Regions from separate parts of the Mus musculus genome. Here all the other regions are linked to region 3. Evidence: chromatin loops called from intact Hi-C (ENCODE). Cell type or tissue: heart. All regions are shown on one strand.

The links. Peaks named below come from ENCODE experiments on the same cell type or tissue, not always from the same donor. Only the 100,000 strongest peaks of a DNase experiment are listed, where the experiment ranks them.
Region 1: a loop joins it to region 3, with 13 times the contacts of the local background. A loop is called at or near these places in 7 of 42 quality-filtered maps.
Region 2: a loop joins it to region 3, with 2.2 times the contacts of the local background. A loop is called at or near these places in 4 of 42 quality-filtered maps.

What each region holds. Positions count from the first base shown.
Region 1 is chr17:22,354,199-22,362,198 of GRCm38, forward strand. Zfp944 (zinc finger protein 944) reads right to left here and starts at 7,202. Exons shown (of 6, transcript NM_176962.4): 1 at 6,970-7,202; 2 at 5,242-5,326; 3 at 4,625-4,790. Zfp758 (zinc finger protein 758) reads left to right here and starts at 7,255. Exons shown (of 3, transcript NM_001347330.1): 1 at 7,255-7,509. The coding sequence starts at 7,384. In heart, no CTCF peak of the experiment used is centred here; a DNase peak (open chromatin) is centred at 7,363; H3K4me3 peaks cover 2,007 bases; H3K27ac peaks cover 724 bases.
Region 2 is chr17:21,728,624-21,736,623 of GRCm38, forward strand. Zfp229 (zinc finger protein 229) reads left to right here and starts at 5,101. Exons shown (of 6, transcript NM_001164676.1): 1 at 5,101-5,335; 2 at 7,435-7,498. In heart, a CTCF peak has its summit at 4,956; a DNase peak (open chromatin) is centred at 5,088; H3K4me3 peaks cover 1,500 bases; H3K27ac peaks cover 1,404 bases.
Region 3 is chr17:21,959,362-21,967,361 of GRCm38, forward strand. It overlaps Zfp942 (zinc finger protein 942), which reads right to left and starts at 3,103. Exons shown (of 6, transcript NM_001199048.1): 1 at 2,895-3,103. Zfp943 (zinc finger prtoein 943) reads left to right here and starts at 3,198. Exons shown (of 4, transcript NM_001025373.2): 1 at 3,198-3,458. It also overlaps the pseudogene Gm7805 and the pseudogene Gm7809. In heart, no CTCF peak of the experiment used is centred here; a DNase peak (open chromatin) is centred at 3,300; H3K4me3 peaks cover 2,344 bases; H3K27ac peaks cover 879 bases.

The sequences.
Region 1 (8,000 bases), 390 kb after region 3:
ATACAGGCAATTTACAGGACGTCTTGAAGGAAGAAATGAACAGAAATTCAAAGCAATTGTACTAAAATCAGAAACAAGAAGAGGCTGTCTACTCTCTCCATATCTATTCAACATAGTACTTGCAGTCTTAGTATGAGCAATAAGACAATGAAGATCAAGATACAACTTGGAAAGAAGTCAAAGTATCCATATTTACAAATAATATGGAAGTATCCATAAATGACCAAAGAGCCCCACCAGGGAACTTCTATATCTGAAAATCACTTTTCAAAAAGTTGCTGAAAACAAAATTAATGCATAAAATTCAAAAGGTCTACACATACACAAAAAACAATCAGGAAAAGAACAGCCTTTACAATATCCTTGAATAAAATAAAATATGTTGGTTGTACGTGTATGCTAGAAATTGAAAGACTTAAATGATAAAATCTTTAATTCTTTGAAGAAAGAAATTGAAGAAGATATTAGAAGGTGGAAAGATCTCCCATGCTCAGGGATAAGGAGAATTAACATAGTGAACATGGCCATCCTACCAAAAGAAATAGAGATTTCAATGCATTCCTCATACAAATTTGAACATAGTTTCCACAGATCTTGAATGGATAATTTCACCATTATATACTCAAACAAACAAACACCAAAAAGAAAAAAAACAAAACAAAAAAACCACAGGATAGCAACAAAAATCCTGAATGATAACTGAAATCCTGGGGGTCTCACAGTTTGCAATTTCAAGTTTCCTACAGAATTACACTATAAAAACCTCATAGTATGGCATAAAAAATAGATACCCTGATCAATGAAATTGAATTGAAGGCCAACACATAAATACATATGGACATATGATTTTTGATTTAAAAAAAAAAAGCCAGAAATACATACTGAAAAAGGATAGTATCTTCAAAACATGGTGCTGGTCTAACTGGATGTCTGCATCTAGAAGAATACAAATGGAACCGTATTTGTCACCCAGTACAAAACTCAGGTGCCAGTGGATAAAAGACCTCAATATAAAACCAGACACACTGATAGAAGAAAGAGTGGGAAAAAGAACGGATATGTTGTCACAGGAGATGTTATTAAAAACAACAACAAGCAAATAAACAAAAAACCCACCAATACCACAATCACTAAGGACAACAATTAATAAATGGGATCTCATGAAACTGAAGTTTCTTTAAGGCACAGGGCCCCATCATTTGGATAAAGCAGCAGCCTATACAATGGGAAAAAAATTACCAATTCCACATCTAATAGAGAATGCACAAAATATATTAACAACTCAAGAAACTAGATGTGAAAAAAAATCCAAAACAACCAAATAATCAAAAATTTAAAAGTCATAAAATCTAAACAGATTTCTAGATGGAGGAAACTCAAATGGCTAAGAAACCCTTAATAAAAGGTTCAACACCCTTTGCATTAAGGGAAATGCAAATCAAAACTACTTTGAGATTCATTCCATCTTATACTTGTTGGAATGGGTAACATCAATAACAACGGTGACAGCTCAAGTTGGAGAGAATGTGGAACAATAAAAAAATTTCTCCATTGCTGGTGGGACTGCAAAATTCTAGTCATTATGGAAATCAGTGTGGCAGTTCCTCAAACTGAAGTGAATAAAACTACTTCAAGATTCAGCCATTCCTGTAACTCTAGGGCATATAGCCAAAGGACACTCCAACCTTCCAAGGATCCTTGTTCAACCACACTCATTGTAGCTTTATTTATAATAGCCAGAAACTGGAAACAACAAAGATGTCCAGGAACAAAACAATGAATAAAGCAAATGTGGTACATTTACACAATGGAGTATTATGCATGTGTTTTTTTTTTTTAAAGACATAATGTGAAGGGTGTTGGTTTCCTAACTTCTTTCTCAGCTCATGTATTATCTGTATATAGAAAGGCAGTTGATTTCTTTCAGTTAATTTTATACCCAGCCACAATGCAGAAGTTGTTTATCAACTTTAGGAGTTCACTGGTAGAATTTTGGGGGTCATTAATGTATACTATCATACCATCCGCAAATAGTGATACCTTGACTTCTTCCTTTCCAATTTGTATCTCCTTGATCTTCTATTGATGCCTTACTGCTCTAGCTAGAATTTCAAGTATTATGTGGAACAGACAGAGAACAAATGGGCAGCGTCGTCTTGTCCCTGATTTTAGTGAGATTGCTTCAAAATTCCCTCCATTTAATTCGATGTTGGCTATTGGTTTATTGTATATTGCTTTCATTATGTTTAGATATCTGCCTTGAATTCCTGATTGCTCCAAGTCTTTTACCATGAAGGGGTATTGTATTTTGTCAAAGAATTGTTCAGCATCTAAAGAGATGATCATATCATGTTTTCCTTTGAGTTTGTTTACATAGTAGATGATGTTCATGGACTTTTGTATAATGAACCATCCCTGTATCCCTGGAGAGAAGCCTACTTGATCATGGTGAATAATCGTTTTGATGTGTTTACGAGAATTTTACTATTTTTGTGTTAATGTTCATAAGCAAAACTGTTCTGAAGTTCTCTTTCTTTGTGTGGTTAAGGTATCAGAGTAACTGTGACCTCATAGAATGAATTAGGTAGTGTTCCTTCTGTATCTATTTTGTGGAATAGTTTAAGGAACACTGGTATTAGCTCTTCTTTGAAGGCCAGGTAGAATTCTGCACTAAAACCATCTGGCCCTGGGCTTTTTTTGGTGGATAGGATTTGAAAACTGCTTCTACTTCCTTAGGGGTTATGGGACTATTTAGTTTACCTGATCTGTATTTAACTTTGGTATGTAGTATCTGTCTTGAAAATCATCCATTTCATCTAGATTTTCCAGTTTTGTAGAGTATAGGCTTTTGTAGTAAGAATATTTTATCAGTTTCTGTTGTTATGTCTCTCTTTATCTCTTTATGTTGTTATGTCTTCTGATTTTGTTAGCAAGGCCTTTGTTGACATGGCCTCCAGGAGAGATAGGGATACGCCCTGGTACTCTGTTGTACAGGGGGAAACCCTGTTTCGAAATGAATGTCAGATGCAGGCTAGGAAAAGTAAATTATATAATCAACAAATAGGATTACCACAAGCCCCTCACCCACTTTCAATTAGTAAACTAGAATTATGACCAGCTGTTCAGCCAAGGTGACTTCTCCACAGAGATTCACAGGCATTACTCCTTGCCAGCTATGAGTAGGCTCACTTATACACACTCTAGGCCTGGGACCATTTAGGCCCCTTGTCCATAGGGCCTGGAGAGGCTGGTTCACTAATGTTCCTAAAACAAAATTCAACTGAGATTCTCCTGGATACTATTCTGAGGGTGCTAGCCAGTTTGACAGAAAAATAACAGATGCTAGAGCCAAAGCGATGCTCCTAAAAAGGCTTATCTAGGAAAAAGTTAAGCACAAACAAACATATGTAAAGAAAAATCACAGACCAGCTGCCATTTTACAGATACGAGTACTGTTTCTTAAGTTATACTGAAATGGTAGGAAAGCTGAGTTCACACCAAGAGTATAAGAGTTTCAACATTTACAACTAATTGATGTCAGAGACCCAAGATGTAGATGCAGTGGGAGAAGAAAAATGACTATGTCAATAGATACATGAAAGCCTTGTGGTAAAATATGACATATATTCAGTACAACAGCTCCAAAGAATGTGAGGACAGAAGGAACATACCTCAGAATAATAAAGACAAAGTTAAAACAAAAAGTACAAAAAAAAGGAAACTGTAATTATTCTACTCTAATCAGGAATAACTTAACACACTACATCAACTAGTCCATAATTCAAGAAAAAAAAAGTCAACAAAAAGGAATATCGCAGACACTATTGCACATGCCAGCAAGATTTTGCTGAAAGGACCCTGATATAGCTGTCTCATGTGAGGCTATGCCTGGCAAATACAAAAGTGGTTGCTCACATTCATCTACAGGATGGAACACAGGGCCCCTAATGAAGGAGCTAGAGAAAGTATCCAAGGAACTGAAGGGGTCTGCAACCCTACAGGTGGAACAAATATATGAACTAACCAGTACCCCCAGAGCTCGTGTCTCTAGCTGCATATGTAGCAGAAGATGGTCTAGTCGGCCATCAATGGGAGGAGAGGCCCCTTGGTCTTGCTAACTTTACATGCCCCAGTACAGGGGAACACCAGGGCCAAGAAGTGTGAGTGGGTGGGTAGAGGAGCAGGGCGGGCCGGTGGGGGGGAGGGTATAGGGGACTTTTGGGATAGCATTTGAAATATAAATGAAGAAAATATCTAATAAAAAATTGAGGGAAAAAAAGGAAGATCAATGGGCCTTACAAGGGATTTCAATTTGCTACATGTTCTAATGTCTTGGTTCATACTCATAGCCAGGTTCTGCTTTTAGTCTGGATTAAAGACTCTTTATTTTCAATGGGCAACAGTCATTTCAGAGTCTCAAAACTAACCAAATACTGAGAATAGCCAACTGCTTCCTGTGCAGCCTATAACTGGAAATCTACCTTAAAATATACAATATTATTCACAGTGAAACTGTCTAGACTCCTTAATTAAAGAGACACTGACAAATGCAATTTCATGTCTTATACTCTTTCTACTATCACCTGACACCCACACCATACCTTGCTCAATCCCTCAAACATACCTGGATCCTTGGCTACAGTCTCCTCTGTCTTCATCACCCAGGGCTCTTAGTTCTCATTCACAGGTGAGCAGAACTGGCTGAGCAGTGGGAGACCTGCATGTGGGAAAGAGATTCTTCAGAAAGCACCGGGAACGTTTCATGGAACAAAACTGATAGATGCTCACACCTGCCAAAAGGATAGACATAAAGGAAAGAGAAAATATGACAAAATTCTCTTTATTTTAAGGATTTCCTTTAAACTATGAGATGTGGGGCCCATTTCCATACACAGTTCACACTCAGAGTTGTTTTTCCCTTAACTCTGAAGAGGAGCAAGGGAGACTGCAAGAAAATTATTCTGACCTACATACAACATTCATACTGTTGCACTCCTCCTAAGTGAGGTCTCTGAACAAAATCCTGAGTGCAGGGTCTAGGCATTTCTACTTCTGCAAGAAGTCCACAGTCAACCAATCATGAAATGAAAACAAATCAGTTAAGCCACATGTGCATGGACACAGTGCTTTTTTTCTAATGTAAATGAGCAATCATAATTATTCAAAAAGGGCTAATTTTGTGTTAATTAATATTGAGTTTTCTAGCTAAAAAAATAGATTAGCAAGATCTAATTCACTTACCGCATGCATACCAGGCTGGCCAAGACCTTATTAGGTCTCAAAGAAACTCCGGATAAACTGCTAACTCAGGTGCCCATTAACATAACTAATAGGAAGGAAAGAGAAAATATAACATATTTGTGAAATCAGCTAAATCTACCTAGATTAGAATATATTAAAAGCAAATTTATTGGGAAGCTGGTCTTGGTTTAGTTCACTGGTCCCAGTGATTAATGCTGGGAGAGTTGCCATAGGAGGCGAGGGGGGGAAGGGCATGCGAAAAATAACAGGCTTCTAGAAATAAGAAAAGGAGAAGGAGGAATAGAAGAAAGAGGAGAAAGAGAAGGAGGAGGAGGAGTGTTGTGGGAAATATTAAAAAACAAACTGGCATGTTTCGGCACTTGTGTCTCTGCCCAGGTGGCCTGGCCTGCCATGCACTGGCGTGCAATGGTCAACCTGTTTTTAGCTCTTGGAGACTCTGATTCCAAGCTCCACAATCTTGCAACCCAGCTCTCTAGGTTCCCACTGGCAGGTTGTTACCACAGCAACCCTGTGCTTTAAGTCCCCCACATCGTTTGTGGTACACATCTGGCAAACCCTCGCTTTGCTGCTGTACCTTTCTTTCTTGAACCCATGCAAGCCACTATGTGAAGGATAATGCAACACAAACTTAATTCAGAAACAATAGTAACTCAATCTCTGGGCACAACCCTGAAAACCTAATCTTGTAAGCCTTGTACTCTTATTCTTCTAGTGGTTGATCCTTGTGGATCTGCCATGATACTGGGACACTCAAGCAGCTACATCTTACCCATATGCTGTCTTGGTTCCAAAAGGACCCGACTCTCTCTTGTTTACTCTCTTCCTATGTCCAACCTGAAAGTCCCATGTACTCACCCAGTGATTGGCTCCTATATTCATTAGGGGACTGGTTCACAAGAACAGGCCCATCCACAGTAGAGGAGGAAGAGGAAGAAGAAGAGGAGGAAGAGAGATAGAGACCAAAACGTTTGGATTATATAGGGAGGCACCTCTAGTGGAAGGGCAACCAGGACCCTGGGCTGAAAAGTTAGGATTGAGGGCAGGGCCTCTCAGGTTGGTAGAACCCTGAGGTCAGGTCTGCTTTGATATTTAAAATATGCACCTCAGTCCATTGTCCTGGCATCCAAAACCAAACAGTATCAAAGGAGACAACTTTGGCTAGGTGCTTTCTTGGCTCCCGCTTCTTCTCTTGCCCCCTATTCTCTCTTCCCTTCTCTTCCTTTGTCCAACTCCACCTCTCTCTTTCCAATCACATCCTGGTTAAGTCTGGACCCTTACTTTCTGAGTCAGTCAAGTCTGCCCTGGTTCCTCTTTTTACTTCTACCTACAAAGCCCTCTGAGGATGCCTATTTCCCAGGCCATAAGCCACTCTCTCCTGAGTAGGCAAATGATGGGTCAAGGGAGTTAAGAAATCTAAGTTCGAGAAGCTTTGTAACTGCTGTTACAAAGAGAACCCCGTGTGCAAACTACAGTACTGCAAATGTTCTACGACACTATTTTCGGAAATCATTCTGGTAACCATAAGATAAATGAAAACAAACAAACAAACAAACAAAGCACGATACACCCAGTTCATAGGATCTCAAACCTCCTGACAATGATAAAAATCCACAGCATAATTGTGAGCGCGGCGTCCTTAAGAGCAACTGCAGAAAACAAGCCCCTGCTCCGCTCCAGCCCATTTCCCAGCCCCGCAGCTCCTCTGACCTGGAAGGTTCCAGGGCCGCCGGGCTGCGGTGCCCCCGGCTGCGCGGCTGATGGCTGACTCTCCCAGGTCAGCACAGGAAACCGCATCTGAGGAGAGTTACGGCCTTCGAAAAGAACCAGGCCAGGGTAAGTCGCCCGCAGTGGGAGTAGAGACAACTTGGCTCCAACAGGTACCTAAGGGGACGCGGTTCCCAGTCTCTGGCCACGATCTTTGGAGCGGCTCCCCTAGCCCCGCCCAGGACACCACGGTTCCGGTCACGTGACAGCGCTAACGCCTTCAGGCCCGCCGCTTTCACTTCCTTAATTACGTTGGTAGAGTCCGTCCAGCTGCGTTCTCTTCTAGGTCGCCAGCTCCAAATGTCCAGGCCAGAATGACGTGAAAAGCCACCACTCCCCTTGCTACCTGTGTAATCCATGTGTACTCGAACTGAGCGCTGGTTTTTCGGCCCCAGTTTCCTTCGGAAACCGGAAAGCTCCTCAGACTCTGTTTTGTGGCTGCGGACCTGGGAGAGTCAGCAGCGCAGCCCTGGAAGGTCCCAGGTCAGAGGCGCTGCGGGGCTGGGAAACGGGAGGGAGCGGAGCGGGGAGGTGGGGGGGGGGGGGGGGCTTCCGCAGCTGTTTTTATGGACGCCGCTCTCACAGTTCTGATGTGGATCTCTTACAGTTGTCAGGAAGTTGAGATCTTATGAACAGTTGGTCTATCATGGTTTTTTTTCATTTATCCTCCAGTTAACAGAATATTCAGTCGTAAAATAACTCATTAAAAATGATAGACCAGTTGTATTATCTGCTGTTTGCTATTGTGTCAATCACAAAGCTTACGGAATGTAAATTTATTCATATTTTCTAACTCCTGTGTTTTACTAATTGCTTATTCAAGAGGATACGTTTTACCCTGCTATGTAGAACTTTGTGTATATAGTAATCATATGAAGAACCAGTGCACACTTTTTTGAACGAGAAAATATACTTTGTGTTATGCTACGGCTATGATTGTAAACATTACTATTTACTAAGCATACTTTTTATTG
Region 2 (8,000 bases), 230 kb before region 3:
TGTATTCCTCTCTGCATGTAGGTGTATAGGGGTGTGCATTGACAATATTAGAGCGACTGTGTAATCCATCCATGAATAAATGGTGAAAGTGTAAGAACCCTGGTATTCATAGGAATTCATAGTAACACTTAGAGCAGATTCTTAAGTGAAGTGTAGCTGCACAGGGTAGTACTCATCTCACCTTCCTGCAGAAACTATAATGTGGGTTTCAGAGCACAGAGTCGTGTTCCTTACAGGTGATCAAGAGCATTGGAGAGGGAATGAGGAGACGATGGTTAATAGGTAAAGTTGTACAATTTAATGGGATGAATACCTTCTCATATTCTCAGGATACCTAAATATAGACTACCCGTTAGTAATGAATACAATTGAAGATTCATGTATTTTCTCAGCCTCTATGGGAGACTGGTCTCTAATTTCTAAAAACACACTATTTCTTTTATAACAGTTTTGAGTTGTTCTTCAACCAATGTCAACAGTAATGCATAACAGTGTACTATGAAACTGTTGGTGCCGTACTAAGATTCATTAGGGTTTGACCTGGGGATCTTTCTTCCTTATCTTCCCATCCTCTCATATCCTATTTTTATATACAACATTTCAATACTATTCTCAGAGGGAAAACATAATCAGGTTATCATCCATACACAAAGACATAATTATATGTAGGCAAGTGTATATATATACATATACACACACATATATATATATATATATACATATATACATATATATATACAACTAAAAACATTACAGCATGAGTGACCCAATTAAAAATAAATTACTTTCTAGACAGTTTTCAAAAGTTATTCAAATGCCCCCCAGATAAATAAGGTTCCACATATATAATGATTAGAAAGATGGGATGAAATGAATGAGACAGTACAGTACAAAGTAATAATTTTAAAGGCAAACATCACTAGGGCTGGTGATCATGTTGGACAATACAGCATGAAAGTGCTCTATCAATGGACATGAATACAGGACAACATTATGAAGAGCTAGTAGGGAGTTTCATTAACTATGAGGATGCAGTTCAAATCCTGGACACACTCAAAGGAAGTAATTCAGTGTGGACTGGAGATGCACATAGTCACTGTTAAATCATAGAACATGGGATCATCTTTAATGTCCATCAACAAATGTATAAGTCAATAAAATGTGATCCTTCTGAGTAAAATACCATTCCACCATAGAGATGTATAGAAAGATCCCATCCATAATAATATAATAGAACTTTGTGGACTCTATTATGTGAAGACAGATGGAATACAAACCACAAATGACCTTAATTATAAGTATGATAGAAGATAGATGGTAGATGGGGAAAGTAAATGCTGGTTGTCAGTGGCTGGAGAGAATATGAGATAATGAGTAATGGCAAGGCTATTGCTTAGTGGCATGGATAAGTTACGTTAATTGCCACAACATGATAAATATAAACCATAATCTAACATGTAATGCTTTAAATGATTAGAAAGATAGAATTTGGATATGTTCCTTATAAGAAAGAATAGAGGGTTAATGTATAGATATACTAAGTACTACAATTAGGTCAGTGTTAGCCGGGCGTGGTGGCGCACACCTTTAATCCCAGCACTCGGGAGGCAGAGGCAGGCGGATTTCTGAGTTCGAGGCCAGCCTGGTCTACAGAGTGAGTTCCAGGACAGCCAGGGCTACACAGAGAAACCCTGTCTCGAAAAAAAAAAAAAAAAACCAATTAGGTCAGTGTTGCGTGCACGCGCACGTGTGTGTGTGTGTGTGTGTGTTTCTTATCACAGAAATAAAAAAGAAAGACATGGGGTCTCACCATGTAGCCCTTATTGCGTCCCGCTCGACCGGCAAGAAAGACGCAACAAACCAGAATCTTCCGCGGCAAGAGCTTTATTGCTTGCTTCTCAGGAAGATCCCAAACCGGGAAAATGGCGCTGCTTTTATAACCCGCAGCGTGACGTTTCAGCACCTGATATGGCGTGACAGCTCCTGGTTCGTTGCTTGCCCATCACCCCACTATTACACCCCGAGAATGGGAGTGACTAGGAGTGAATTCACTCTTGCACCTGCGTACAGGACTTGTTTACTAGTTAGGCACAGCGGAGGCCCGCGCCATCTTATAATGGCGATTGCTCGCGGCACACACGGCTCTCCTCAGAGATTACTGGCAGCACGCATGCAATTGCTCGCAGCACGTACCGGCTCTCCACAAGCCCTGTTTTGTTTTTGTTTTTTGTTTTCAAGACAGGGTTTCTCTGTGTAGCCCTGGCTGTCCTGGAACTCACTCTGTAGACCAGGCTGGCCTCAAACTCAGAAATCCGCCTGCCTCTGCCTCCGGAGTGCTGGGATTAAAGGTGTGTGCCACCACCGCCCGGCATCACCTTGAACCCATGGAGATCTGCCTGCCTCTGCCTGCTGAGTGCTGGGATTAAAGGTATGTGTCAGCCCATCAAATAATAATAGTAGTAATTACAGTAATATTTTGGTTTTCTGAGACAGGGTTTCTTTGTGTAACCCTGGCTGTCATGGAACTTATTCTGTAGCCCAGGCTGGCCTGGAACTCAGCGAGATATGTCTGCCTCTGATTCCTGAGTTCTGAGATAAAAGGCATGGGCCCCCACCAGCTTACTTTAGTAATTCTTATTAAAACATGAACTGCATATTGAGCATTTCTGGTCATTAAGAAGATCCATGTTCTTATCTTGTCATTTCTATATATTTCAGTGGCTGGAGGTATTGTGCATCTTTATTGTTCATTGTGGTCATTTCAAGCACGCATTACTAAATAATACAACATCTAGCAGTTCATTGGTGGTAGAACTCAGCATGCACAAACTGAGGATTTTCCTGTATGTTCCAGAATATGTCAGTAAATAACAGTTGACAAACTTTATATGGTCATCATCTGTCTCATCTGAGACCAGTACTGTGAGAAATCCTTGTAATTTCTGAATAAATCAGGAGTGGCCATGTGCCTCTTTCTCATACCGTGTCTAAGGTAGACCAGGAGCTAAACCAAGAACCCTGGGCTGCAAAGAACGGGGAGATAGTAATCAAACAAAGAGTCAGATTTGAGTGGATGAAAGAGCCCAAGTAAGGAGTTCAGTCAAGTTGAAAACATACTTGAAAATGATTTTTCCTTGCTGTTTCTCAAGAAACAAGTCTTCTTTTTCTATTTAACTTTTCATTTATTTTGAGGATTTCATGAATGAGTATTGTGTGTTTACATCATTTTCACCTCTTTTAACTGTGTGTGTGTGATTCCTGGTGAGTCAATTTAGTGTTGTGAGGTACATGTATTTATGGATAAACACTTGGAATTAAATAAACGATCAGTTTTAGAGATTAGAAGGTGTTTGATAGTTTTCACTCAGGAAATTGCCAAGTTTTCAGTCTTGGTCAAGAATGATGTGTGGTGGCACACACCTTTAATCCAAGCACTTGGGAGGCAGAGGCAGGCGGATTTCTGAGTTTGAGGCCAGCCTGGTCTACAGAGTAAGTTCCAGGATAGCCAGGGCTAGACAGAGAAACCCTGCCTCAAAAAACCAACAAAACAAAACAAACAAAACAAAACGAATGATGTGTAATGTAATCTAGGGTTACTGGTTTTTGTTGTTTTTCTTTAATGATATCTCTTCAGTTTGTTGATCTATATTTTGACTAAAATACATGGGCTATAGTTTTTAAAGTTTAAAAACTGTACATATTTGTTTTTAATAAGTAAAACAGTATTTTTAGTATAACATTGAAGCTAAATGGAAAAATATCTTGCCTCTAATTTGAAGCACTCATATTTTATTATTTCAGCATGTGAGAAGCAAAGGATAATTACTTGGCTTATTTTGTGAAATTGGTAACTCAGTGGGATGGCTTCCTTGGGAATCTTTTTCCCTGGGGGATATAACCCCCAAATATTTTACTTGATTTTTTTTAACACAAATTGTATGTTTGTTCTATTTTAGATTTGATCAGTCCAACACAAGTAGGCAGCATTGTAATTAGAGTCCTATTTTATGTGTGTTGATGCTGTGTTCATAAAATTTAGCCACTTAAGTGGCTGAAGAACTTAACTTTGTAGTTTCTACGAGAGGCACTTGGCCACGGAAGTATTTGTTTATGTTCTGCTTAAAGAGCAAAAGGGTTTTGTTGTCCCAGTCAGTAATGGGAATGACAAGGTTTTCCCATGAAGAACAGTGTCTTTACCCAAAGCAGTATGTGCCTGATGTCAAGTAAAGGGTGGGAGGGTCGAATTCCTTTCAATGTCTGTAAAGAAATTGATGCCTGCCAATGTGCTGTCAGAAAGCCTTTAAACAAAGAATCCCAAGATCAAAGCATCAAAGATTCAGGATGTTGATACTCCACGCGACCTGTGACATAAACACTGAAGACATATTGCTCTGAAGAAACAACAACAACACATACACACATAGACACACGCAAAGGGACATGCACAACGTTTACCAGGAAAATTAAGGAAGTCAAAAATGCCAGGAACAGATTACCAAGAAATATAGCCTATGTTTACTGAGAGCTTCTACTTTTTTTTTTTTTTTTCAAGACTGGATCTCGTTATGTAGCCCTGGCTGTGCTGGAACTCACTCTGTAGGCCAGGCTGGCCTTGAACTCAGGCCTGGCTCTGCCTTCTGAGTGCTGAGATTTTACAGGCTTGCAACACTACTGCCCAGTGAATTTCCTTTTTCCCCGTTACTTCATATTAAGTTTTCCTTAACACCTGGCCTTATTGGATTCATCTATTTAGTCCTCATTTTTCTCTCCACCCTTTGCTTGTGATTTCTTGATCTCCAGTCATTTTGTTCTGTCATTTTTAAGTTTCGTTCAGATATTTGAACCCTTTCTTTGGGCTTTCACGCCATTGAACAGTCTCTAGAACTGTTTTGTAGTCTGCCTCTAATTTGCCGTCCTTAGAGAACACTGCCCCCTTTTCACCCTTTCCCATGGCAATTGACATTTCTTAAGGTGTCTGCCGCCCAGTGGGCGTTGGATACTTGCAGTTTTCAGAACAACATAGCTGGGACCCTTGGGAAAGTAAACGGAACAGGAAGTAGGTGGGCGGGATTGGGTACGGTGAGAGGACACTTAATAGTGGGTGGGACCAGAGTAGGCAACATATTCCCAAAAGCGGGAGAGGGCCTCAGCAAAACTCGCCTTTCCCTCAGAAATTTCCGGGGACACCTAGTGCAGAATCTGGGCCAAGGACACTGCCCAGGGTCTTGCGGAGACGTGAAAACTCCCGAGAGCCGCAGGTGCCGCGCGGGGCATCCTGGTAGAGTCAGCAGCGCGGCGGCGGAAACCGCAGCCCGGCGGCCCTGGAACCTCCCAGGTCAGAGGCGCTGCGGGGCTGGAGCGGAGTAGGGTGTGATCGGTTTCTGGGCTACTCATTAGGACTCTGCTCTCATGAGCTCCTAAGAACTGGACAATTCCTGACTTTTTTTTTTCTTGTAAGGTTTTCAACATATTCTCTTAAAAATCTCACAATTCTCTTTGTTAGTTCGGAAAGAACAAAACACTTTAAATTATCCAAGCTTTTCAAGAGAGTAGCATTTAGAGCTGGTGGATTGTCAACCTAAAAAACTTGTTAGATATTAGTCACATAAGGATCGACAGAAGAATCACAAATATATTTTCACAAACTCCACAGTTATAGTTGTAATCATTAATATTTACTCTGTAGAATTTTATCACTAACTTGACATCTGAGATGCACACATTCTATGATGTAAATACAGTACTCAAAATCTTGTATTCCAGGTGAGGGTCTTAATGTTACATCTTAGAGTCCAGAAAGTCACCTTATGCATGCTGAGTGTGAAGATATCAGACCCTACAGTATGTTCAGTGACAAAGCACCACAGTAGAAAGGACCTTTGCATAACTGTGGCTGCTTACTTACTTCAGAAAACAGTCTCCAATTCAATGTGCCCTTGGTTCATAACCTGCACTTTACTCAAGGGCAGGTGGCCAAAGTGTTGCTTTTTATTTCAGGATTTGTTGATCTCCAGTGATGTGGCTGTGGACTTGTCCCAGGAAAAGAGGGAATGCCTACACTCTCTTCACGGGGCTTTTTGCATAGAGACTTCATGTTAGAATTAAAGTGGGATAAGGTAGAAAAGACCATTTATTTGATACTGAATTACTGATTTATTGAATGATTTACTTAAAGCACTGCTGTAGTGTTCTGCAACTTCATCTTGCTACTTGGAACAGAATGACCTGGAGAGGTGGCGGAAACAAAAGTCTTGCCCTTACCTACCTTACCCGCAAAGCTTACATCTGTCAGCTGTAACCTGCATTTGAAAAACCTCCAAGCTAACTGCCTTGATGCTTCAGGGAAGTCCTGCTTACTTTCCTTCTGGCCCCACCTTGTGCTTATAGACTATAAAATGCATATAGGAACTGGCCTGGAGACCAGGCCTTTCAGAGCTCTCCCACCTTTGGTCCATCTGTGACATCTATTCTTTCACTGGCAGTGGTGTCTCAGAGTGCTTATTCTAGAATGATTACAATAGAAGCACAGCCTTTGGTTACTGTGTGTGAGAAGAGTTTTCTGGATCTATTATTTTCTCATCCTCAATTTCCTTCTCAAAGGAAGGGGCCGCACGTGTGTGAGCTCAGTGTGGCTGAACTTCACACCACAGCTCATTACAGGGAGAGATTCTCAAAGCAGGAAAGGACATTGTTATGAAGTGTTCTTTACTCCCCATGTTTCTCATTTGGGGAAGTGTTGGGTTTCTTTCATTTCTGCCCCATGGTAAATTCAGAGACTCAATAGTTTAAAATATTGTCATCCCAATCATGAAGTTTCATTTCTGCTCTTGAGGGGTTTTTAATTTTAAAACATTTTGTATTTGCTTGTGTGTTTTTGCTTACATGTATGTCTACACCACTTTCATGCCTTGTGCTACAGAGGCCAGAAGAAGGGGTCAGATACCGTGGGATTGGAATTACAGATGGTTGTGAGCCACGGTGAGCGTGCTGGTCCTTGGTCCTCTAAACAAGCAACAGCTATGAAACAATCTTCCCTGCCCTTTAGTTTTGGCTGAGCTGTGATAAGAAGTGGGATTCAAGTTATACAAACTGGAAAAGCTCCCTGAATCTTTTCAGTATTCTAACACCACATGACAAATGCGGAATCATTTGTAAAATTCTCTATTTAGTTTTCTCTTTATCTAATTGAGCATAGTACTGTGTTAGAAATCCTGGTACTTAGCCAGGCGGTGGTGGCACACACCTTTAATCCCAGCACTCGGGAGGCAGAGGCAGGCGGGTTTCTGAGTTCGAGGCCAGCCTGGTCTACAGAGTGAGTTACAGGACAGTCAGGGCTGCACAGAGAAACCCTGTCTCGAAAATCCAAAAAAAGAAAAGAAAAGAAAGAAATCCTGGATCCTGGTACTTATTGATAAATCTCTTTCTCATATCCAGGACTCACTGATGAAGTGGAACAGCGAGTGCTGGATGGTGAAGAGAGAGAAGACAAAGGATCCAGGTATGTTGGGGGAAATTGAGGCAGGGATTGGTGAGAGGCTTAAGTGACAGTAGAAACAGGACGTGAAACTCATTTTTGCCACATTCTGTTTCACTAGGAATGATTCTGGAGACTTCCACTGAGAATAGCTTTCTTGAGATTATCCTATTGTAGGTGCTGAAAGACTTTCTATCTAAGAATTAATAGTAAGAAGCAAATGTAATTTTATTTGACTGTGCATGAGGTAGATGGTATCCATCTTGAATTCATATCATTGATCATGTCTTGAGACCAATATTAAATAGTTTTCATTACTATAATTTTAACATATTATAAAATTAGGAAGGGGCTGGTGAGATGGCTCAGTGGGTAAGAGCACCCGACTGCTCTTCCAAAGGTCCGGAGTTCAAATCCCAGCAACCACATGGTGGCTCACAACCATCTGTAACAAGATCTGACGCCCTCTTCTGGAGTGTCTGAAGACAGCTACAGTGTACTTACATATAATAAATAAATAAATCTT
Region 3 (8,000 bases):
CTTTAAAACTACAGTATAAAAACCTCAAAATATTGGGAGAAAACCAGCCACATTGATCAATGAAAATGAACTAAAGACCTAGACATAAATATACATGGCCACCTGGTTTTTGATAAAGATGCCAGAAATACAAAATGAAAAAAAAGATTTCCCATTTTCAACTAATAGTGCTGGTCAACCTGGATGTCTGTATCTAGCAGAATTCAAACGGATCCATACTTATAACCCAGCACAAAACTCAAGTGCAAGTGGATCAAGACCTCAACATAAAACCAAAGACATTGAATCTGACAAGAGAATAAAAGTGAACATACTGTCACAGAAGAAGACGTTCTTTAAAACAAAAGAAAAAAATAACATAGGTGCTAAGAAAAACAACTAATATATGGGACTTCAGGAAACTGAAAAGTTTCTATAAGGCAAAAGACACCATCATTTGGAGAAAGCAGCAGCCTACAGAGTGTAAGAAGATTTTTACCAATTCTTTTTATTTTATTTTATTCTGATGCAAGTACATGGGATTCTTTATTCAAGCTTGTGAGCTTGGGCCACAAACTTTCCTGATGCAACAGGATATGAAAAGTAACTACGAGGTCTAGGGTTTCTATATCCAATAGAGAATTAATATCCAAAATTACAAAAAGAACCTAAGAATCTAGCTGTGAAAAAAAAAAAAAACAACAACCAAATATACAATTTATAAATGGGTTGCAAATCTAAACATGGAATTCTAAATGGAGGGAACTCAAATGGCCAAAATATACTTTAAAATATTCAACACTTTTAGCCTTCAGGGAGATGCAAATCAAAACTATTTTGAGATTCCATCTTATAATCGTCAGAATAGCTAAAATCAACGTCACAAGTGAAAGCTTATGCTGATATAAATGTGGAGCAATAGAAACATCCCTCCATTGTTAGAGGGAGTGCAAAATTGTACAGCCACTAAGGAAATCAGTGTGGCAGTTTTTCAAACTGATGGGAATCAGACTACTTCAAGATCTACTCAGTCCAGGGCATATACCCAAAGGACACTTCAATCTACCCAAGGACCCTTGCTAAACCAGGCTCATTGCAGCTTTATTCACAATATTTAGAAACTAGAATCAATCTAGATGACCTTCAACAGAAGAATAAATAAAGAACATGTAGTACATTTGCACAGTAGATTATTACTCAGCTGTGAGCAGATCTAGCTGAGCAGTGGGAGGCCTGTATATAGGAAAGAAATTCTTCAGAATGCACCTGAAACTTTTCATAAAACAAAAATGAAAAATGGTTACACTTGTCCAAAGGAGACATGGAGGAAGAAAGAGAAAATATCATGCCAAAGTCTCGTTTTCTGTGAGGATTTCATTTTACTCTATGAGATGTGAGACTCATTCATACACAGTTCACACAAATGCAGAGTTGTTTTCCCAGGACCTCTTAGTAGGGGCAAGGAAGACTACAAGAAAACTATTCTGACCCACAGAATCAAGGCTGCTGCACTTCTCTAACAGGTCTGTGAAAAAAAGCCCTGACTCTAGGGTCTAGGTGTTCTCACAACTACAAGAAGTCCAAAGTCTGAGAAACTACTAACAACAAACTATGAAACAAAAATAAAAACAAAATAAAACAAAACAAAAAAAAATAGTTTGGTCACATGTGCGTGGACACAGTGCTTTTCTTGAACTAAGGAGACATTTTTCTGATGTAAGTGAGCAATCACAGTTATTCAAAAGATGCTTTCCTATTTTTAAAAACTCTATACTGACTTTTCTATCTATAAAAACATCTTCCTCTCACAGCATGCATACTGGGCTGGACTATATCACAAGAGGAATGGCTAACTTAAGTGCCTATTAACACATCAAAGTCGACATTTTTGGCTAGAAGCTTTCCTGGCTCCTGGTTTTTCTCTTGGTCCCTCCCTGACCCCCATACCTAGTTCAGTCTGGACTCTTCAAGTGGCCTCTGGTTGTTTTCTGGTTCATACTGTAAAACCCAAAAATACCGTGTAAGCACCACCTTCGCAAGAACCAGGTACCTTCTTGGAATGCTGGGAGTTTTAGTTCTTGAGAAAATTGCAAAACCTCATGCATGGGAAAGTATGGTGGCCTATAGGTTTGTCTTTATAAAGCTCTGGAGCATGTGACCAAAGTCCATCTCTTGGTTAGTATTTAACAACCCTTACTCAAATGGTGGAATTGTTTGTTTGTTTGTTTTCTCCAGCTAATCTGAGCATTATCATGACCTACAATTAACCTTCTCCTCAGCCACACCTTTGGACAGTCATCATCTCATTTTCATTCAGCCGTAAGGTGTGATGTTAATAACTAAGCATATGAAGACACATGTCTGAATGCTGTATTTACATCAAAGAGAGCATGCATCTAAGATGGAACTCTAACGGGGAGCAAAACTTTGGTCAGTAAAACTTAATGTTTACAGTCATAATTTTGGTGCTTCGTAATGTATATTTTCTGATTCACTCAAATGTGTACTGGTTCCTCATAAGACTAATATCTACAAAGCTCTCTGGGAATGCCTATTTCCCAGGCCAGAGGCCACTCTCTCCTGAGTAGGCAAATGATGGGTCAAGGGAGTTAAGAAATCTAAGTTCGAGAAGCTTTGTAACTGCTGTAACAAAGAGAACCCCGTGTGCAAACTACAGTACTGCAAATGTTCTACGACACTATTTTCGGAAACCATTCTGGTAACCATAAGATAAATGAAACAAACAAACAAACAAACAAACAAACCACGATACACCCAGTTCATAGGATCTCAAACCTCCTGACAATGATAAAAATCCACAGCAGAATTGTGAGCGCGGCGTCCTTAAGAGCAACTGCAGAAAACAAGCCCCTGCTCCGCTCCAGCCCATTTCCCAGCCCCGCAGCTCCTCTGACCTGCAAGGTTCCAGGGCCGCCGGGCTGCGGTGCCCGCGGCTGCGCGGCTGATGGCTGACTCTCCCAGGTCAGCACAGGAAACCGCATCTGAGGAGAGTTTACGGCCTTCGAAAAGAACCAGGCCAGGGTAAGTCGCCCGCAGTGGGAGTAGAGACAACTTGGCTCCAACAGGTACCTAAGGGGACGCGGTTCCCAGTCTCTGGCCACGATCTTTGGAGCGGCTCCCCTAGCCCCGCCCAGGACACCACGGTTCCGGTCACGTGACAGCGCTAACGCCTTCAGGCCCGCCGCTTTCACTTCCTTAATTACGTTGGTAGAGTCCGTCCAGCTGCGTTCTCTTCTAGGTCGCCAGCTCCAAATGTCCAGGCCAGAATGACGTGAAAAGCCACCATTCCCCTTGCTACCTGTGTAATCCATGTGTACTCGAACTGAGCGCTGGTTTTTCGGCCCCAGTTTCCTCCGGAAACCGGAAAGCTCCTCAGACGCAGTTTCCTGGCTGCGGACCTGGGAGAGTCAGCAGCGCAGCGGCGGGCACCGCAGCCCGGTGGCCCCGGAAGGTCCCAGGTCAGAGGCGCTGCGGGGCTGGGAAACGGGAGGGAGCGGAGCAGCGGGGTGTTTTACGCAGCTGCTTTTATGGATGCCGCTCTCACAGTTCTGTTATCTTACCGTTGTCGGGAAATTGAGATCCTGTGAACTGGGGGTCTATCATGATTTTTTTTTTCATTTATCCTCCAGTTATCAGAATATTCAGTTGTAAAATAACTCATTAAAAATGATAGAGCAGTTGCATTATCTGCTGTTTGCTATTGTGTCAATCACAAAGCATACGGGACGTAAATGTATTCATGTTTCTAACACCCGTGTTTTACTAATTGCTTATTCAAGAGAATACCTTTTACTTCGCTAAATAGAACTTTGTATTTATACTAACCATATGAAGAACCAGTACAGATTCTTTTTTTTTTTGAACGAGAAAATATACTTTATGTTATGCTATGGTTGTGATTGTAAACATTAATATTTACTAAGTAGACTTTAGTGTTGTATGCAGTTTCGGATGTAAATAAAGCATTCAGAAGTGCGTCTTCATATGCTGAGTTCTTATGGTACACCTTAGGGCCAGGCAAGCTCACTATTGCTATGTGAGTGTATCAGACCACTCTATTGTTATGATTAGAAAACCCAGTATAGATTAAAGTTTTAGAAAGCATCTTTTGTACAACTACGATCACTCTCCTGTATCAGAAAAAAGATCTCTGTGGTTGAAGAAAAGCGCTCTGCACCTACATATGTGGCCAAGCTTTTTTTTTTTTTTTTTTTTTTTTTTTTTTTTTTATTGTAGGGTTTGTTATCATCAAGTCCTGTGGTTGTGGACATCCTGTAGGAGTGGGAATGCTTAGACTCTGCTGACAGGGATTTTTGCAGAGATCTCCCTTTGGACAAGTGTAGCAGTCTGGTTTCTATGGGAGACAATAGTTTTCTTGCAGTCTCTCCAGCTTTCTTTTCAGGATTCCTGGGAGAATGACTCTCTTTGTGTCTGAGCTATGTGTGAATGAGACTCACATCTCACATAGTTAAATGAAATCTTTAGATTAAAAGGGACATTTTTATTTCTGATATTTACTCTTTCCTTCACAGTTTCCTTTTTGGAGGCATCATTCATGAATGTATTTATGTATTTATTTATTTACTTTCAACACAGCAAAAGCTTTATTTGTACAATCTTTACTGGACAATTTGGGGCTGTGTTACTGAGTAAACACCTGTCGTCTCAGGCCTGTTACTAAAATGGTAATAGATACAAATCAGACTTACTGGTGACAGTCCTTTTGGTCCTGTCTTATTTATAACAGTTTCTATAGCACTGCAGCCTTCAGTGGTACTGTACCACTCTGGAAAAGATACCTTCAGGCTCCTTTCCATCCCCCAAAGCTGCAGCAAATCCTTCCTGCTGCCTCCTCTTAGCCAAAGCAGCCAAAGATTTAAGCGTCTATGGTTCGTAGATGGCCAGGTCCACAGGTACTTTCCGGTTGAGCTCCACCTGGCACTTCATTAAGTTGACAGTGAATTCGGGGTACTGTAAGCCATGCTCCTGGGAGGCAGCTGTAATTGGATTAATCCAGAGGGTCCTCAAAGTTCTGCTTCTTAAGTCTGTGGGACTTCGTACACGAAGGCTCTGGTCACCGCCCTGACTGCCAGCAGGTAGCAGTGATTCTTCCTTCCCCTAAAATCTTAAAATGTAGAGCATGTTTCAGCACCTCCTATACCTGCCAATAGCGACCAGTGAGGCGGTTCCGCAGCCACAGCCACGTCATAAGGAATACCATGATGGGCTCCCGAATCCTGAGGACGCATCATTTATTTTTGTACCATGAAAAGTTCTGAATGCTTTCTTATGAATCTTTCCCATATGCAGGGGCCCCCTGCCCAGTCAGTGCTACTTACCTGTGAATCTGAGAGCCCTGGATGGTGAAGAGAGGAAAGAGTAGCAAAGGATCCTGTATGTTAGAGGGAATGAGGAACGATTGGGAGGGGCTTCAAGTCCCAGTAGAAAGGGGACATGAGATTGGTTTGGCCAGATTCTATTTCCTTCCAAATAGTTCTGGATATTTGCACCATGAATAACATCAGAATATTCCCATTGTAAGTAGTAGAAGACTATGTAAGAATTAATATACAGAGGCAAATATAATTTAATTTGGTTTTGTATGTGAAGAATGCTGTTTCTTTTCCATTCATATCTTCTTATTATAATTATGTTTGTCAGAACAATGGATGCCTCTTAGTTTTTCTTGATATTAGAGTTTTGGAGCATTTTGTATTTCCTTTAGGTTCTCTTGTCTTTTATGGTTAATTTCTCCATTTCCTAAAACAATGCCAGCTCAATTTTGATAACATTTGATTAATATTTCTGCATAATATTAAACCTATCTATATTACCTTTCCATTGATATCTGCTGTTGTCTGTCTTCTTGTCAACTGTCAATATTTTGCTATAATTTTAATATATTTTGAAATCACCCATGATTTTGATTCTTCTCTAATTTTTTAAAGTCTTAATGGTTTCACATTTCATGAATGTGCTTGGAATAATAGAAATAATTCTCTATTTATATTTCAAAATGTCTGTAGGATTTTGGTATTTCAAATCTTAAAATCATCCTTTTATATTTCTTCACATGATTAAATAAGAACATTCTAGCTGTGACTCAGTATTTGGGTCTTTTTTGGGTCTTTTATGTATACTCTGTCTTCTTTTGATGTCAACATTCAAGATTCTTAATGATAAAATTTTCTAAACTCAGGTCTTTACTAGATTTGAAGACTTTTTTGTTTTTGTTACTGCTATTTATTTATTTATTTATTTATGACGCTTTGTCTATGTAGTCCTGGCAGTTCTGTGACTCTGTAGATAAGGCTTCCATTGTACTTAGAGATCTCCCTTCCCCAGCCTCTCAAGAGCTGGGATAAAAGATTTGAACCACCTGGCCTTCCTGACTTGTTCTGACGTGGACACAGGGGACAATGCTGCATGAAATTTAAGAAGATTGTGTGTCTTCTGCTGTTGTCTGGGTGGTTTTCTAGAGGCCTGCTACTCATTACTGGTTTTTTTATTTTGTGTGCTGTAAAATGTAAGAGAAGGATCAAAATCAGTGGTAGACATTGAGGCTTACCTGTATCACTGTATATTTGTTTCATACAGTTCTGTCATTGCTTGTTTTATATATTTGGAAACTTTTGTGAAATGCATTCCTGTTGATCATATAGTTTTCTGGAAATGTACCATTTGATCATTTGTTAATATTCTTTCTTTTGTAAGTTGATAGATTCTGCTTTTTCTCTTACCTGCCATAATTGTTTTCAATCTTCCTTATAAATTTCCTTGAGTCTTAGCAATTTTTAACTTTTTTAAATTTCTGCAAAAATTTATTTGACCAAAATGTAGAAAAAGTGATACTATTACGTATGATACAATAGCAAGAACGTAAAGAACAGAGTAGATTTTATCAATTGCACAGTTTACTCAAAGTTCATCTCCCTGGTAGTGTTATACTTAATAAATAGGAGTGAGGGGCAGGGGTTCAGATAAGCTAGAAGCAGGGTGACTTTCAGTCAGGACTGTAAACTTGAGTTGGCCCTGCACTGCTGGGGAATGTGGAATGTTTCAATGTGAGGTGTTAACTGAGAAAGGAAAACTACAAAGCCAAAAAAAAAAAAAAAAATGTGCAGCCTACAGAGCACTCCACATCCAGTTCAATCAGGAGGTCTTGGTCTTTTATGAGTGTCATTCCTGAAGGAATTCAAGTCTTGGCAAAGTCAAGCTTCCATTTGTTGTTCCCTGAACAATGGAGATGAAGTTAAGCCAATTTTTTTTTCTATCACTACTTTGCTGCTGGCGAGACCTTTTGTTGCCCAACAGTTGGTATTAGAATGATGCTCAATGTATTGAAGGCTGGTAGCCTTTTTATTATTTGAGGCAGAGTTTCGCTGTGTAGCCCTGGCTGAAAAGGGTTGGACTCTGCCATATTCCCTGCTGAGTATATCATTAGACCACAGCAGAAAAGTCCTGGAATAAGATGCTTGCTCCTCAGAGAATAATTCTGGAGTGAAGGAAAGATGTAACATGGAACAGCATTAAAGCTCAATCAGAAGGCACATGGGCAACAATGATCACCCCAGCATTCTCGCTTGGAATGCTTAAAGACAATCTTTTCTGTACGTGGGAGTGTGGAGCAGACTCAGTATGATCAGGCTAATCTAGTTGTGCTTTATAACTTCCCATAGAAGACTGTTAATTTTTGCTCTGGGTGGAAAATTTCTACATAATTTCTTGTGACAACCCCTAGCCTCACAAAACTTCCCCAACAGCATCCAGCTACGATTGGATACTTGAACCTGTGCTTCAAAGTGTGGAGCTGACTAATTCCCAAGAACCAAATGCCCTCAGCCTTAAGCAACTATACTCAGTGTAAAATTCCCTGCCTATTTTAGGAATAAATGCAATTTAAGAATAAGAATAATCAGAGGAGCTGGTACCATTTGAATGGAAAAGGAAAGAATTAAACATAATTGGTGTTCAAAGCTTGTCTAACAAAATATTTGGTC